Linked DNA regions of Homo sapiens: all the other regions are linked to region 4. The links are chromatin contacts, found by Hi-C or POLR2A ChIA-PET in ENCODE. All regions are on one chromosome and are shown on one strand. The core of a region is the stretch at or near the end of the contact, and the rest is flanking DNA. Distances in the headings are between cores, read along the strand shown. Region 1 has its middle 100 kb from the start of MIR4464. Region 2 overlaps BACH2 (BACH transcriptional regulator 2). Region 3 overlaps LOC105377891 (a long non-coding RNA gene). Region 4 overlaps BACH2 (BACH transcriptional regulator 2). Region 5 overlaps BACH2 (BACH transcriptional regulator 2).

The links. A loop is a pair of places that touch in the nucleus more often than their neighbours do. ChIA-PET counts read pairs that join two places held with the same protein, here RNA polymerase II (POLR2A). Pooled maps may share reads with other maps.
Region 1: a pooled map shows a loop between it and region 4 (3-fold over the local background). The contact joins two enhancer-like sites. A Hi-C loop is called at or near these places in 1 of 168 maps with a recorded cell type or tissue (ovary) and 6 of 50 pooled maps. POLR2A ChIA-PET finds 5 or more read pairs at or near these places in 3 of 52 experiments (CD4-positive, alpha-beta T cell, activated CD8-positive, alpha-beta T cell and activated CD8-positive, alpha-beta memory T cell).
Region 2: a loop to region 4 is called in a map of naive thymus-derived CD4-positive, alpha-beta T cell, with 3 times the contacts of the local background. The contact joins two enhancer-like sites. A Hi-C loop is called at or near these places in 1 of 168 maps with a recorded cell type or tissue (naive thymus-derived CD4-positive, alpha-beta T cell) and 8 of 50 pooled maps. POLR2A ChIA-PET finds 5 or more read pairs at or near these places in 2 of 52 experiments (activated B cell and activated CD4-positive, alpha-beta T cell).
Region 3: a loop to region 4 is called in a pooled map, with 3 times the contacts of the local background. The contact joins two enhancer-like sites. A Hi-C loop is called at or near these places in 1 of 168 maps with a recorded cell type or tissue (PC-3), 1 of 37 single-sample maps with no recorded cell type and 6 of 50 pooled maps. POLR2A ChIA-PET finds 5 or more read pairs at or near these places in 3 of 52 experiments (AG04450, Panc1 and activated CD4-positive, alpha-beta T cell).
Region 5: a pooled map shows a loop between it and region 4 (3-fold over the local background). The contact joins two enhancer-like sites. A Hi-C loop is called at or near these places in 6 of 50 pooled maps. POLR2A ChIA-PET finds 5 or more read pairs at or near these places in 2 of 52 experiments (activated CD4-positive, alpha-beta T cell and activated CD8-positive, alpha-beta memory T cell).

What each region holds. Positions count from the first base shown.
Region 1 is chr6:90,412,798-90,415,497 of GRCh38, reverse strand. No RefSeq gene overlaps it. Among named protein-coding and RNA genes, the nearest start is that of MIR4464, 100 kb to the right of the region's middle. RefSeq lists enhancers at 797-1,738, 1,739-2,680. Within about 2 kb of position 1,442, at least 2 of the 41 ENCODE cell types and tissues checked have a DNase peak (open chromatin) inside an H3K27ac peak, as active enhancers do.
Region 2 is chr6:90,232,728-90,235,427 of GRCh38, reverse strand. The region is part of intron 3 of BACH2 (BACH transcriptional regulator 2); the gene reads left to right. Among named protein-coding and RNA genes, the nearest start is that of BACH2, 63 kb to the left of the region's middle. Within about 2 kb of position 1,352, at least 3 of the 41 ENCODE cell types and tissues checked have a DNase peak (open chromatin) inside an H3K27ac peak, as active enhancers do.
Region 3 is chr6:90,349,448-90,352,147 of GRCh38, reverse strand. The region is part of intron 5 of LOC105377891 (a long non-coding RNA gene); the gene reads right to left. Among named protein-coding and RNA genes, the nearest start is that of MIR4464, 38 kb to the right of the region's middle. Within about 2 kb of position 1,292, at least 4 of the 41 ENCODE cell types and tissues checked have a DNase peak (open chromatin) inside an H3K27ac peak, as active enhancers do.
Region 4 is chr6:89,940,205-89,942,904 of GRCh38, reverse strand. The region is part of intron 7 of BACH2 (BACH transcriptional regulator 2); the gene reads left to right. Among named protein-coding and RNA genes, the nearest start is that of GJA10, 47 kb to the right of the region's middle. Within about 2 kb of position 1,409, at least 11 of the 41 ENCODE cell types and tissues checked have a DNase peak (open chromatin) inside an H3K27ac peak, as active enhancers do.
Region 5 is chr6:90,250,337-90,253,036 of GRCh38, reverse strand. BACH2 (BACH transcriptional regulator 2) reads left to right here. Exons shown (of 9, transcript NM_021813.4): 3 at 447-524. Among named protein-coding and RNA genes, the nearest start is that of BACH2, 45 kb to the left of the region's middle. RefSeq lists an enhancer at 1,353-1,442. Within about 2 kb of position 1,421, at least 3 of the 41 ENCODE cell types and tissues checked have a DNase peak (open chromatin) inside an H3K27ac peak, as active enhancers do.

The DNA of each region.
Region 1 (2,700 bases), core at 193-2,692, 470 kb before region 4:
ATAATCAATTCATTAAATTAAAACATATGATGCAATAAAGCAGAGGGAACACCAGGCCTGCAGCAGGGCAGCTATTCATTGTGGGCTAGGGCAGATGGGTGGAGGGACTCAGGAGAGCCAATGGGGCCCCCAGCTCAGTGTGGGTTGAGAGCTGTGGCTGTGGAAATGAGAATGGCACAGGAAGCAGGTGAGCTGTAGGGAAAGTCACCTGGCCTGGGTTGGATACGGCCAGGGTGGAGGAGGAAGGGCTTGGGCTGTCCGGGTCCAGCCAAGTCAGGGCAGGTAAAGGGGAGGGCATGTGGGCTGAGGGTCAGAATTGCCCAGCATTAGATGTTGGGGCACCCATGGGGATGCCTCCCTTCCCCCGTCTCCCCCCAGCCCCTGTGTTGCTCTCCTGCCTCCTCTTTTTCCAGCCCCCTTCCCTACACAGAAATCGTCTTTCCCTTTCTCCAGCTATCCATCATGGGCACCCCTCTTTTGTCTATATTATAGTATCTGTGTCAACATTAATTTATTTATCCTTCTGCCTCAGCCTCCTGAGTAGCTGAGACTACAGGTGCACATCACCACACCTAGCTAATTATTTTATTTAAATTTTTAAGTTAAATTAAGTTTTAAAATTTTTTGGCTTCCAATTCCCCCATCCTATTCAGCAGCTGTTGAAGGAAAAAAAGTCTTCCCTTTTAATACTTCCCTTCTAAGACTTTATTTCAGGTCTTTTCTAGTGGGCTCAGTACTTTACAGAAATGATTTCATTTAATTCTCATTTTTAAACAGTAAAGAAAAAGAAATAACCTGATGAGAGAGTTTAGCCCTGTGCTACGGGTTATCTCCATCTATAGATGTGAAACTGAGGTTCAAAAAGGTGAAGTCACTGAAATAGGGTCCACAAAATCGCCCAGTGGAAACTTAAATTCAGCCAGCTTCTAGAGCTCAACCGCGGGGCTGATGGAACCATGGGGCTACAAGGGAAGGGTTGTCCCAGACCAGAAGTCTGAAAGGGGCTCTGGAGCATAATATTTTACTCAGTGTTATAAGTTTTACGAGTCCTGTTTTCCTGTAAATTTAGGACTTTGTGACTTTTCAGTGTAAGTGCTTAGATGATTCAATTTTCTACACAAAACTGAATTTTATTTGGAAGGTGTCACATCATTCTCAAATATGAAAAACTGTATTGTGGAAGAAACATCAAACATCTAATAAACCCATTTCAGTCTCTCTCTCTCTCTCTGTCTCTCTCTCTCTGTCTCTCTCTCTTTCTCTCTCTGTCTCTCTCTCTTTCTCTCTCTGTCTCCCTCTCTCTCTCTCTGTCTCCCACACACACACACACACACACACACACACACTCGCTCACAGGCACCCACACTTCCGGATCTACTAACCTAGATCAGCAGGCTAAAGGGCTTCTCAGAGACTCCCCTCAGCATTAAGGATGCTAATTGCTACTCTAGCAGTTACTGGAAGATCAAAGGCCCGCCCACAGAGCAGAGCTGCGTTTCATCTTCCACAGACCAAACACTAATACTGCCCATCCCCCGCCAGCCTCTCCCCTCTCAAGCTGGCGAGTTGGACCAATTCCCTTTCCTCTTCCTCACATGCTCTCCCCCCGCCCCTAAAATAGCTCTGCGCCAGAAATAAACACTCAAAAATGCTTGCGGAATGAATGGAGAAAGGTAACTTCACTATCGTTGTTTCCCTTCTAATTACCACGGCTTGTCGATGGATGTGCTTGTTTGTTTCTGGTAGCCATTCAGAAACCCATCGCAGGGAATCCTCTCCAGTCCCTCTCCCAGGAGCGGGAACAGGAATTCTACAGCCTCATCATCCTTCCCTCTGGCACCAAAGGCCCTGGGCATACACCACGAATCCCCGTCCCGCACTCTGGGTCCCAGCCCTCGTGGGCTGCGTGGTCACTGGGCTTTCACTCAGGAGGGTTCCAGTTTTGCTGGAAAGCAGCTCTATGGAAAAAGCTTCCCCTTTCCTGGGGCAAGGCATTGCCCTGCTGGGGTTGGCACAATAACAGGAGGAGTGGGGGGCGGGGGGGTGCCACGCATGGCAAAGAGGAGTCGGCACAACCAAAGACGCCCGGTCACTCTGATGATGTCAACTGTCTGGCTCTGAGATGGGATAAATGAGGTGACCCTCCACACTCCAGGGACTTCAGCAAAGCTGTTCCTAGTTCCATGGAGGCGAATGAGACTGAATGGCAGGACAAGGAGCCCCTCAGTGTGGGGTGAAGAGATGAGAAGTCTCAGACAAGAGGCTTCCTGAGGAGCCTGGGTCAAGGGCACTGTGATGGGGCATTCTTGGTGGAACAGGTGTATCAGTGCCCCTCCCCCGCAGATGGATGCCCATGCACTGCAGTGGGTAGCTGGAGTCTTCAGTTAAGAAGCTGCCCAGCACAGAACTGGGTCCCCCTTCATGCCATAGTCTGCTTCCTCCCTGACCTGTGGAGAAGGAGCCTCTTTCCACTGCCATCCCAGACAGTCAGGCACAGCTCTTACAGCTCTAGTCACCAATGAAGAGCAGAGGCCTGGCCCCACATTCACACTTGGCTCCTTGTCCTGGGCTCCTGGAGTGAGCTCAGTTCTGTTCTCAGCTCAGCTCCTGCTGCCAGCTCAGAATCTCTGTGTCCTGAGGGGCCACAGGTTTCCCAGGCCCTCCCCATGATACTGAGCCTCCTCACTCTGTTCCTGGCCT
Region 2 (2,700 bases), core at 103-2,602, 290 kb before region 4:
TGTGTTGGGCACTGTTCTAAATGCTTTATCTACTTTGACATAATCTTCACAACCCTGTGATGTAATTACTATTATTAGCTCTGTTTTTACAGACTGGGAAACCGAGAGCAAAGATGTTAAGTGATTTATCTCTGTTCTAAGGGGTGCTGGAATTTGAACCCATGCAGATGGACTCAATACCTTTGCTTTTAACCACACACTAATCTTCCTTTCTATGAATGCAACCAGCATTTCTTGTGTTTGCTTTGTGTGACTTCGTTTAATGCTCCTAGCAACTTCTGCAAATTAGGTGTTAAATCTCTTTTGCTTGCAGCCGAAAAAAGGTCTTGGTTTTTTGGTTACAAGCAACGGACTAAAGCAAAAAAGATTTTACCATGTCTTATACCTGAGCTATCTTTAGGTCAGGTTGCTGACTATGATGATGGGTGCCCCAGTTGGTATGGGGAGGGGCAACTTTTCACAAAGGAAGGGGAGCCAATGATGGAGAAACAAAATCACATGAAGAAATGGAAGTTTAAATGACTTGCCCAAGGTCACCCAGCTAGTGAGTGCCAAAGGTGGGATTTGGCCCTAGGCTGCCTCTAGCACCATCTGGGTTCACTCTGATTTGAGTGGACCCTTTGCAAACTGTACATCCTGCTGCTGCTGTTCTTTCATCAGCAGGTTATGCTATCATAACCATAACATGTATCATTTTCTTTATTCCATTCTGGTTCTAAGAATACACTGTGACCACCTTCTTTGAACCTGGCTGTTTCCCAAATGTAGTGCACATTGTTTTATTTAATTCTAAACTATCTTTTAGGATAGTTGTATAAACAGTTTAGTTCATCTAAAATTTTAACTAAAATTTGTACTGCTTTCCACTTCTGAAAGTGACCTTTTTTTCTGACCTGGCTGCAAATTCTGGAGAAGGCTTGACTGAAGCTCTGTGAGCAGACCAGAGCTTTTTCAGGCTAAGGTTTATACAAAACATTGACCTTCATGGAAATTCTGGTTCTTGATCACTTGGGTAAGCAAGTAAGTTCATGGGAATGCCCATCTATTCACTGTCAACTCACAGCCCTACTGTACAGGTCCTTGCTGGGGAGCATGCTCTCTGGAAAGTGGCTTATACTTTGCACTTCTGAATCTGTTTGTGAGGAAATGACAGTATTTTTCCGCACTTGCACCACCGACTGAAGCGCTGATCCTTGATGTGTTTAGTTTTTACCTGTGCTCATCTCTACATCAAAAACAGAGGAAGCCACAGGAAATTGCTGCCTGTATTTCCAGGAAACTTAACTACATCATCGGCTCCCCAATCCGCACAGCCCAGAAGACCCTGATGCTGGCCTCAGTGTTGCTGATGTGGGTGGTGATAAGGGGCCGAGAGTGTTCTCATCCTGTGGCTCTGCCAGTGAAAGCCTAGAAGAGATGAAGCACTCTTCAGACTAACAGGAAAACCCTGAGTCTGGTTCTATAAGCACTTAGTCTCTGAACATGCCGACAGTGAGGGTGAAGTGAGGGATAATTCTATCCCAAGGCTAGTGGTCCTCTTTCTTTCTGCTCAGGTGTGCTATCTTGTCCCTGGTCCATAGGGCCGTGGCTGGCATTCTCTCTGATCGCAGAAAATTGAAATGATCCTGGGAAAATTGTCACATGAGCCTGTGGATGGGGTCAGGAGAGATAAAGACCATAGGATTTACACTGGCCACCAGCAGTTCCTCAAAGAATTATAATAACATAATTGTAATACCAATCGCTGATATTTATTGAGCATTGACTTTGGTGTGCCAGGCATTTTGTCGAGGACCCTATGAGCATTAATGTAATCCTCACATAAACCCCAAAAGGGACTCTTTATTATTCCCAATTGTCAGGCGAGGTACCTGAGACTCATAGAGTTTGATACCTTGTCCAGGGTCATATAGCCATTAAAGGATGCAAAACTTGAACCTAAATCTGTGTCATTCTAAGCCAGCACTATACATAGTCAAGTAGGTTTTACTGGAGGGTGGAGTGGGGCTGGCAGCCTGTGTGCACAGGCAGACGGAAGCAGACAAGATCCATCCAAGGCAGGCTGAAGACTTATACCCAGAGAAGGCTTTGGTGTACATCTGCCAAAGTGATATTCTCATGTAGAAGAAAGGATTGGGTGATAGTCCAATAAATACTTTACCACAGGGAACTTATGTGTCTTCTGGGGTCTGGCCAAAGTCATGAGTGCAAGCTCCCAAATAAAAAAAAGGTGGCTTCTCACCTCCTCATGATCCCAGCTTCCTAGCATAGCACTCTTCTCTATTTTAGCTTATCAATTCCAAATGTGATTGAAACAAGTATGAGAAATTGATGTTGCTTCAGCTTCTCTGTGAACTGAAACAAATTCTTGTTGAAACATGATATCTCCTGCCTCATGGATCAAAGAGGGATGGTCTGGAAGAGAAGCCCCCATAAATATTTGAGGCTTAATGAAGGCTATCTGTTGAATAATACACCTGTATTATTGTAAAAAGTTTTAATTTGGCCTCAGAGATACTCCCCACTAAAGCAGACAACAAAAAAGTGAGAAAATGAGGCTAGGAATTAATAAAAGATGTCAAGAAAGACCATTTAAGGACTTCTTAGAGACAGGCCATAAATGTGGTTTTGAACTTTTTGGCAGCTATTATGAAGACGGAAAGAGAAGTGTCATGGGAATCAATTTTCAAAACTTAAAAG
Region 3 (2,700 bases), core at 43-2,542, 410 kb before region 4:
TTTGATTTGTATTTTTCAACAAGCCAGATATCTCCTTCTTAATAGTACCTAACGTTACCTTTCTCAATTGCTACCATAGTTAGAACTAATCAGCCACAAAGTCTTTAAATTGTCAACCTCAGCCAACAGACAGTATTTCAACCATATGGGAAAAAGTGGGCAGTCATGACTCAGGCTAAGTGATTCTGCTTTTCTGAATGGAAAAAACGTTCCACGTTTTGATCTTGGCCAAGAATGTTACTGAATGCAACTCTGAGGTCTGTAAATAAACTTTTTTTGTGTGGTAATGCAATGTTTCCTATTGCATCAGTATATGCCATGTCAAAGAGGCAAATGTCAAACTCTCGGCTGATCAATATAAAGCTATTTTCCAACTTGTTTTTCAGGATCTTTTAAATTTCACTTTGTATGATTTCACAACCTTACTATTCAAATAATATTTTAAAATTTCAACATGTTAAATCTTTGTACAAAATCCAAAATGAAGTATATTCTTATATAAAAACTTAAATTCCTGCACAGTCAAAAATGGTTTATTGTTGCTTTCTATAAGCCTTAGATACATCTTAGCTGTGTTTTATTATCAGAGGGCCCCTGGTACCTCTTAACCACGAATGAAGTTAAAACAGTTAAACTGTTTACCCCACTAACGCCCCCATCACCACACAGTAGCAGAGAAGTGTCTTCCAACTTCATGAACTGAGGAAAGAGGGAGGTATGTTTTGATAACAAGGAGAGAAGTCCAACACCAGACTAGGTCAGTGCTAAAGAGATCGGCCTGATTAGGTGCTGCAGTGACAGGCTCTGAGCAAACCAGCAGAAACAGAAAGACAGTCAGAAGAGATGACAAGGAAGGTTGGATCTGATATGAGGAATGAGGTCTACTAAACATTACCTTTGCCTCCAGCAGCCCACATGTTACATGTGTAAGGGAAATCCTAGTGGGTGCCAATCAGACTCGATCAGCCTGACAGCTGGAGATGGTGATATTCCTCCTCAAAGCATCTATTTGCATCCACTGATGTATGCAGAACTTTGGGGGCCTTACAGGAAAAATACGTGAACCTTGTTGTATTAGTCTGTTCTCACACTGCTATAAAGAACTACCTGAGCTGGGTAATTTATGAAGGAAAGAGGTTTAATTGACTCACAGTTCCTCAGGCTGTACAGAAAGCATAAAGCATGGTTGGGAGGCCTCAAAAAACTTACAATTACGGCAGAAGGGTGAAGAGGAAGCAAGTATGTCGTCATCTGGTGGCAGAGGAGAGGGAGGGAGGGAGGAAGAGAGAGAGAGTGAGAGAGAGAGCACAAAGAGGGAAGTGCCACACGTGTTTAAACCAACAGATCTCATGAGAACTCACTCACTATCACAAGAACAACAAGGGGGAAATCTGCCCCCATGATCCAATCACCTCCCAGCAGGTCCCTCTTCCAACACTGGGAATCACAATTCAACATGACATTTGGTTGGAGACACAGAGCCAAACCATATCACTTGTCCATTTCAAGCAAATACAGATACATTTATTCCCCAAATATTTATTGAGTTCTTACTGCTGTGCCAGACACTATAGAAGGTGCTAGGAAGACTGAGAAGACAAGGACCCTGCCCTCAAGGAACTTACAATCTTAGTGGAAGAGACAGCAATAAATAGAATAACAAATACATAAGATAATTAATATTGTGATAACTACAATGAAGGGAAAAAACAAGGGTGAGGCCACTTCAGACTGGGTGTTCAAGGATTGCCTTAGAAGAGGGTAATATCTGAGCTTAATCTTCAAGGATGAGAAAGGGCCAGCCAGTCTCCCCTAGAAGGTCAAGCATTCCAGAGGTGGGAGAACAGAAGGCAGAGTAGCTGAAGCTGGTGAGGTGGGTTTGTGGAGCTGGCAGAAGCTAAGTCTTGCAGGGCCTCACAGACCATGTTAAGGAGGGGATCAGAAGCCGCTGAAAAGTTTTAATCAGGGAAAGACATGATATGATTTACACTTCTGAAAGATCATTCTGGCTGCTGTAAGGAGAATGCAGGTAAAAGTGGAAGTAGATTAGTTAGGAAGCCAAAGTGATAGTCCAAATAAGTGATGATGATGGCTCAGACCAAGAAAGTGGTTCTCAAAGTGGGGCCCCTGGACCAGCAGCAGCAGCATCCAGCAACTTATTATAAACGCAAATTCTCAGGCCCTACCCCAGACCCACTGAATCAGAAACTCTGAGAGAGACCAGGCACAATGGCTGGCACCTGTAATCCCAAAACTTTAGGAAGCCAAGGCAGGAGGATCACTTGAGCCCAAGAGTTCAAGACCAGCCTGGGCAACATACTGAGACCCCATCTAGACAAAAATAAGTGTGATGGTTCACACCTGTAGTCCCAGCTACTCAGGAGGCTGAGACAGGAGGATTGCTTTACTCTGGGAGGTCAAGGTGGCAGTGATCCGTGATCTTGCAAATGCACTCTAGCCTTATTTTTAGAGACAGAGCCAGACCTTGTCTCTAAAAATAAGTTTTAAGAAAGAAACTCTGAGGATGAGAGCCAGAGATAGGTATATTAACAACTCCTCCAGTTGATTATCATGTACCCTAAAGCTTGAGAACTTCTGGACTAGGGGTATGGAAATAGAGAAGGGCAGAAGTGAACTGTGGTGGAAGTAAATGTTGATGGTTGAACTTGGTAATGTGTTGAATATGAAGGATGAGCTCAC
Region 4 (2,700 bases), core at 160-2,659:
AAACCCACCTCGGTCCTGCTGCTCCTGTCGTGTTCCAGAGGGGGAAGAGTCAACACTTTGCTGGGCTGAATAAAATCAACAGCAGCTTATTGTGCCAACTGTGGCACAGGCCTCTGGTGCCCTGTTTGGCCCTTGGCCTGCTGACTCAGTGGCTGCCCTGATTCTCCGATTCTCCACTGAGAACCAAAGTGGTAGACCCCTGGCTAAAGAGTGGCGCCCATGAATCCCTCGTGCCCTTCCCCTTATATGCAGCCTGTGTGTCCGGAGCTGTGTGTGGGTGGCTGAGTATAACTAGTGGGGATGGCGACAGTCCACAGGACTCTTCACCTCATCACATTGGCTGTTGGGACTCTTTAGGAAACCAAGCCACTGCTGGGAAGTGAGATCCTGGAGGAGCAAGTGTGTGGAGGGACAGTTAATAAGATGTTAAGCCCAACTGGGCCTGTTTGGCTCAGAATAATTATCTAGAAGGAAAAGAGGTGGGCCTCAACCTTCTTGATGTGTTTCCGCTTTCCAAGGTCTGTTGGCCTTCTCTGACTCCTCAGCCCCATTTGAGGAATGTTTTGAGTGCCGAGAGCCTGGGAGAGGCATGTCCTCCACGGGACCAAACAGTCAGTGGCTACTCCTTATTTCCAGACAAGATGTTCTTGGCTTGGAACTTATTACTCAAGAAACAACTTGGATGTGGTCAAGTTCCCACCCACCCCGACCCGGTGCCTGTCTGAGAACACCTCAGAGACCCCCGCATGTCAGTGAACATAAGTCCTCCCTTGCTAGAGGGGGAACCAAGACTTGTAAAGAGAAACAAGAGTGAGTTGGGGTTTTTTTCACCTGGGAGAAAGTCTATAGTTGACCCATTACCTTTTCCTCTGACCCTCTTTAAAAAGCAGATTGTGTTGCAGCAGCTCTGCTGAAGTGTTGTATGGCTTTTTGTCTCAAGGACTTTGAAACTAGCATTGGTGATTTTTTTCTTTTTCTTGGCAACTCTCCCTCCTATTCCCCTAGTGTTTTATATTCACTGTCTGGATGATTTAAATACAGTAGCTCTTGGTATAGACATCCTTTTGACTTTCCCTGTGGCCTGAACTATAGGGATATCTTCTTTCTGAGAGTAAGTAAACACATTTAGAGCAGAAGCAGAATGGCTTTGTTGTCATCAGAGGGAAAACTCCACAAGCCCCCAAAGCGCCACCACCTCTGCTGTGTTGGAACATCCACATCTCCAACAGACAGACCTCTGTGTTCCGGAGACACCGTGCAGGATCTGAGTGTGTTTGTTATCCAACGGGTATAAGAGGGAAATCAAACATTCTTTCATATCATTAGAAGCCCTGTGCAAACACAGCCCCGTGCACAAAGGCCTTTCCCGAGCCCATAACAAGGAACTGTTTGTCCTGGCTGCCTGTCTTTAGCAGTCGGAGCAGGGCCAAGCCGACAGTGGTGTCATGGGCCCTACTGCGATTTTGCTTTCTTGGACCAAAATTTTACAGGTGTCATGGGACAGAGCTCACCAGGTAGAAGTTGAATCAGATCACCTGCTGGGAACCTTCAGTAAATGCCACACTGCACAAGCTCGGAGCTGTGATGGAACCTGACAAAGAGCTTGCACCCAACCACAGAAAAGTCAAATGATCATTTTGTACATTTGCCTTTGTGCACGGGAATTGACTAGCCACACATGCCGGCAGCCGGGACTCGTGTCTGCCTGCAAATGATGTAACCAAAGAGAAACCTGGGCTCAGGATCAAATGTCTTCATCCTCACTCCCTTGAAGAACACAGACTTAACCCTGCAGCATCTGAACACTATCGAGGGGTTGGTTTCTTCACCCAAGAGCATTTTGATCAGTTCAGCCCAGACCCATATGTTTTTCTGGCTGCTGGGATTCATTGAGTCCATTTATTCTGTCTCCTAGAGTGGCACTGTCCAGTCCATTTGCCTCATGCTGCACGTGGCTGTTGAGCCCCTGAAAGTGGCTAGTCTGAATTATGATGTGCTGTAAGGATAAAATGTGCTTTGGATTTGGAAAGTTTAGCACAAAAAAAAAAAAAACTGTAAACTATCTCATTAATAATTATATTAGCTATATGTTGGAAGTATTTTTATCTATTGGGTTAAATAACATACAGTATTCAAACTCATTTCACCTGTTTCTTTTTACTTCTTTTAATGTAGCTGCTGGAAAATTTAAAATCACAAATGTAGCTCGTATTGTTTGTATTAGACAGGGCTGGGCTAGTGCTTGAAGGAAGTTTAGGTTTGTAGTGCCATCTGCTGGCTCATCCGGAGCAGACGTGAATGTAAACAAGAATGAAGCAATCTGAGCTAACCCACACGTTGTCTCTTAGCCTGGCAGCACACAACCTTTTTATTCCAGGAGCTTCTGAAGCAGGACCAGACTGAACCCAGAAGCTGCTGAATCCCCAAGAGCCTCGGGAAGGGGAGTGACAAACTGCTCAAAGGTGCAAGCCTGTGTCACCTCATGGGTGCCAAGGAGGCTCTTGAGATAGAGTAGTGGTTTGCTGCTCACCTTCCGCACTTGGGGCTCTTTCATGCAGTCTTTTTCACTGGTTGCTATTCTTAAGAAATATTTCAGGCCAGGCACCATGGTTCACCCCTGTAAGCCCAGCATTTTGGGAGGCCAAGGCGGGCGGATCACTTGAGACCAGGAGTTCAAGACCAGCCTGGCCAACATGGCAA
Region 5 (2,700 bases), core at 172-2,671, 310 kb before region 4:
CTTACCTCAAGTGGTCCGCCTGCTTTGGCCTCCCAAAGTGCTGGGATTATAGGCGTGAGCCACTGCACCTGGCCCTAAAGCTACTCTTTCTGAGCAGTTTGAGAGGGACTGTGGCTTATCTGGCCTTGAGAACAGTGTCTTTATTAATGCAGCCTAAGAGTACATTTTTGCAAACCCATCACACTGCCTGTATTGAATCAAGAGGCTGCTGGACCTCCATGTACTGACCATACAGGACCTCACATTTGAGCCTAGTAAACTTGACTATATTCATTTTGGTCTATTTTTAACCTTGTGAGAACTTTTGTAATCCTGTTTCTGGCATCCCTGGTGTTGTGTTTTTGTACCAATACAGCTTCTGGATCATTGTCTCAATCATTGATAAAAATGGGCAAATACAGACTTTCTGTCCAGAGTGATAATCATATCCATTACTTTTGCTTTAGATAAGAGTGTTGCTGTTGATCATCTTTGCCTGGGAAGTTGAATGATAAAGCCAGAAGAAAGCATGCTTTCTGATCATTGTAAGTTTTACTTTTAAGGAAAGAGACTAAAAAAATTTAGCAGGAAATTTAAATTTTATTAATATCATCTCATATACTTTAGAAGATCTAAAACTGTTAAAAGAAACAAAATGGTTTACACTGGAGCCTGGTTATAACCTTTCTTTGGTAGCCCATAGCTGTGGGGCCCATAGCTTTGGGGCCCAAAGCTCTCTTTGATTTGAGTCAGAGACCTTCCCATGTGCCCAGGAATTTTGATTATGGCAGGTGATATTATCAAGTCTTCATCAGATTTGGCTGGAGGGAAAAGCTGTCTGTCACCAAGTTGTGTGAATCTTTGTATTGCTAAAAAGGATACCCGGGCAGTCTTAAAACTGGTGCCTTATGTTATTTGAACTTTAAAATATTGTGATGTTCATGTTTGCTCAGGCTGGCTACTCCAGTTTTGTTACAACATAGTGCTGCTCAGACCATGGTTGAAAGTTTGATGCTAAAAAGCACAGTGTATTTGAGCATAGTCAATTCTAAAAAAAATTTTGTTTTCTTTCTTCCTTCCTTCTCCTTTCCTTTCTTCTTTCTGTCTTGAAATCTGTGGATTGAACTTTCCCACCCCTGGAAAAACAACTCAGAAAGTATATCATGTGTCATCACTATCATCTTCCTTTTATCAGTGCAGGTTTATAGAAAGTGTTCTCATATCATCCTGAATCATTTCTACAAACTATAAAACAAAATTAACTTTCCATTACAATCCTAACAATTGTAATAAATGCTCCTATTAGAAGCTTTTACTTCCATCCTGTGAAGTATATCATGCTGAGGGGAAAGTTGCATCTTCATTAGTCACCCATGACTTACTCCAGGTGTTACCCTCTAAGTTAGAAAGAGAGAGGGCAAAATACCCTGGTGACACATACGTTTTTTAAGGGAAAAAATTCTGAAAGCAAAAGGGTTCTCTCTTTTTTTAATATGACTAGCAAAAGAGTGTTGATTAAGATGTGTCAAGCAGGTGCTGGGTATGTGCTAAACTAATGGTTTTCAGAGTACTGAGTGGCTATTTTTAAATGTTTCTATATCATTCTCAGTTAAGCTGCTGGATGAAAAGTACAAAAGGCTAAAAATATTTACAGTTTCAGTAATGTCTGTTTTAAAAGAAACCATCCGCGTCTATGGCCACACCACCCTGAACGTGCCTGATCTTGTCTAAAAGAAACCATCCTGTGTGATTTTTCTTTATTTCCATTTGAAGGAAAAGAATATTATGGCTTACAGAGAAGTGGTTGAAAGCAGTTTGTTCAACACTGAGGTTTTTAGGAAAAAATGGCCATCAAAAGGACAGTAAGTTGGGTTACAAATCATCAGGATTAAAAAAAAAAAGTTGATTATTATTCCTTGTACTATATTATTATTACTATTTTTGTATTATTAACTGTAGTTCCAACTGAAAATAGTATTATCTTTGAAACTTTTTGTATGGAGTTAGGAGACAAGTTGCTGGTATCAGATTACTTGGGCCTATATCTCAGCTCTATCCCTTGGATATGTGATCCTGGATAAATTGTTTAACCTCTTTGTGCCTCAGTGTACCCATCTGTAAAACAGAATAATAATAGTGCCTTCCTGCTAAGGTTGTTGTGATTAAATGAGATGATGCTCTGCCTAACATGGTAAGTACTCAGTAAATGTTTGTTATGCTTATTTTTTTCATTTAAAAAAATTTTTGGTTAAATGAACACATTTATTCTCTTAACCATTTTTGAGTATATAACTCAGTAATATTAGCTATATTTACATTGTAGTGTAACAAATCTTTAGAATTTTTCATCTGGCAAAACTGAAATGTTTATTATGTTTTAAAAGCTCATTTTTCTTCAGAGTCAGTTACACAGCTGTGTGGACGTAACACAGGAATGCAAGCACCATTGGGGCAGGGAGTTTAGACTCTTCTGTTCACTGCTGTATCACAAGTGCCACAATCAGCATCTGGCCCATAACAGGGCTCAATCAATATCTGTCGAATGAATGAATGAATGAATGAATGAACAGTGAGGCTTCATTTGACAAACTACATGTGTGTTTGAAAATTATTTCTTAAATGGTAAATCCATTTTTATGAGTGATTTTAAGTATACATGGAAAGTTGACTCCTTTCGGAGGGTGAAGTGATTTCTAAAACAACTGTTTTGTAATTATTTAG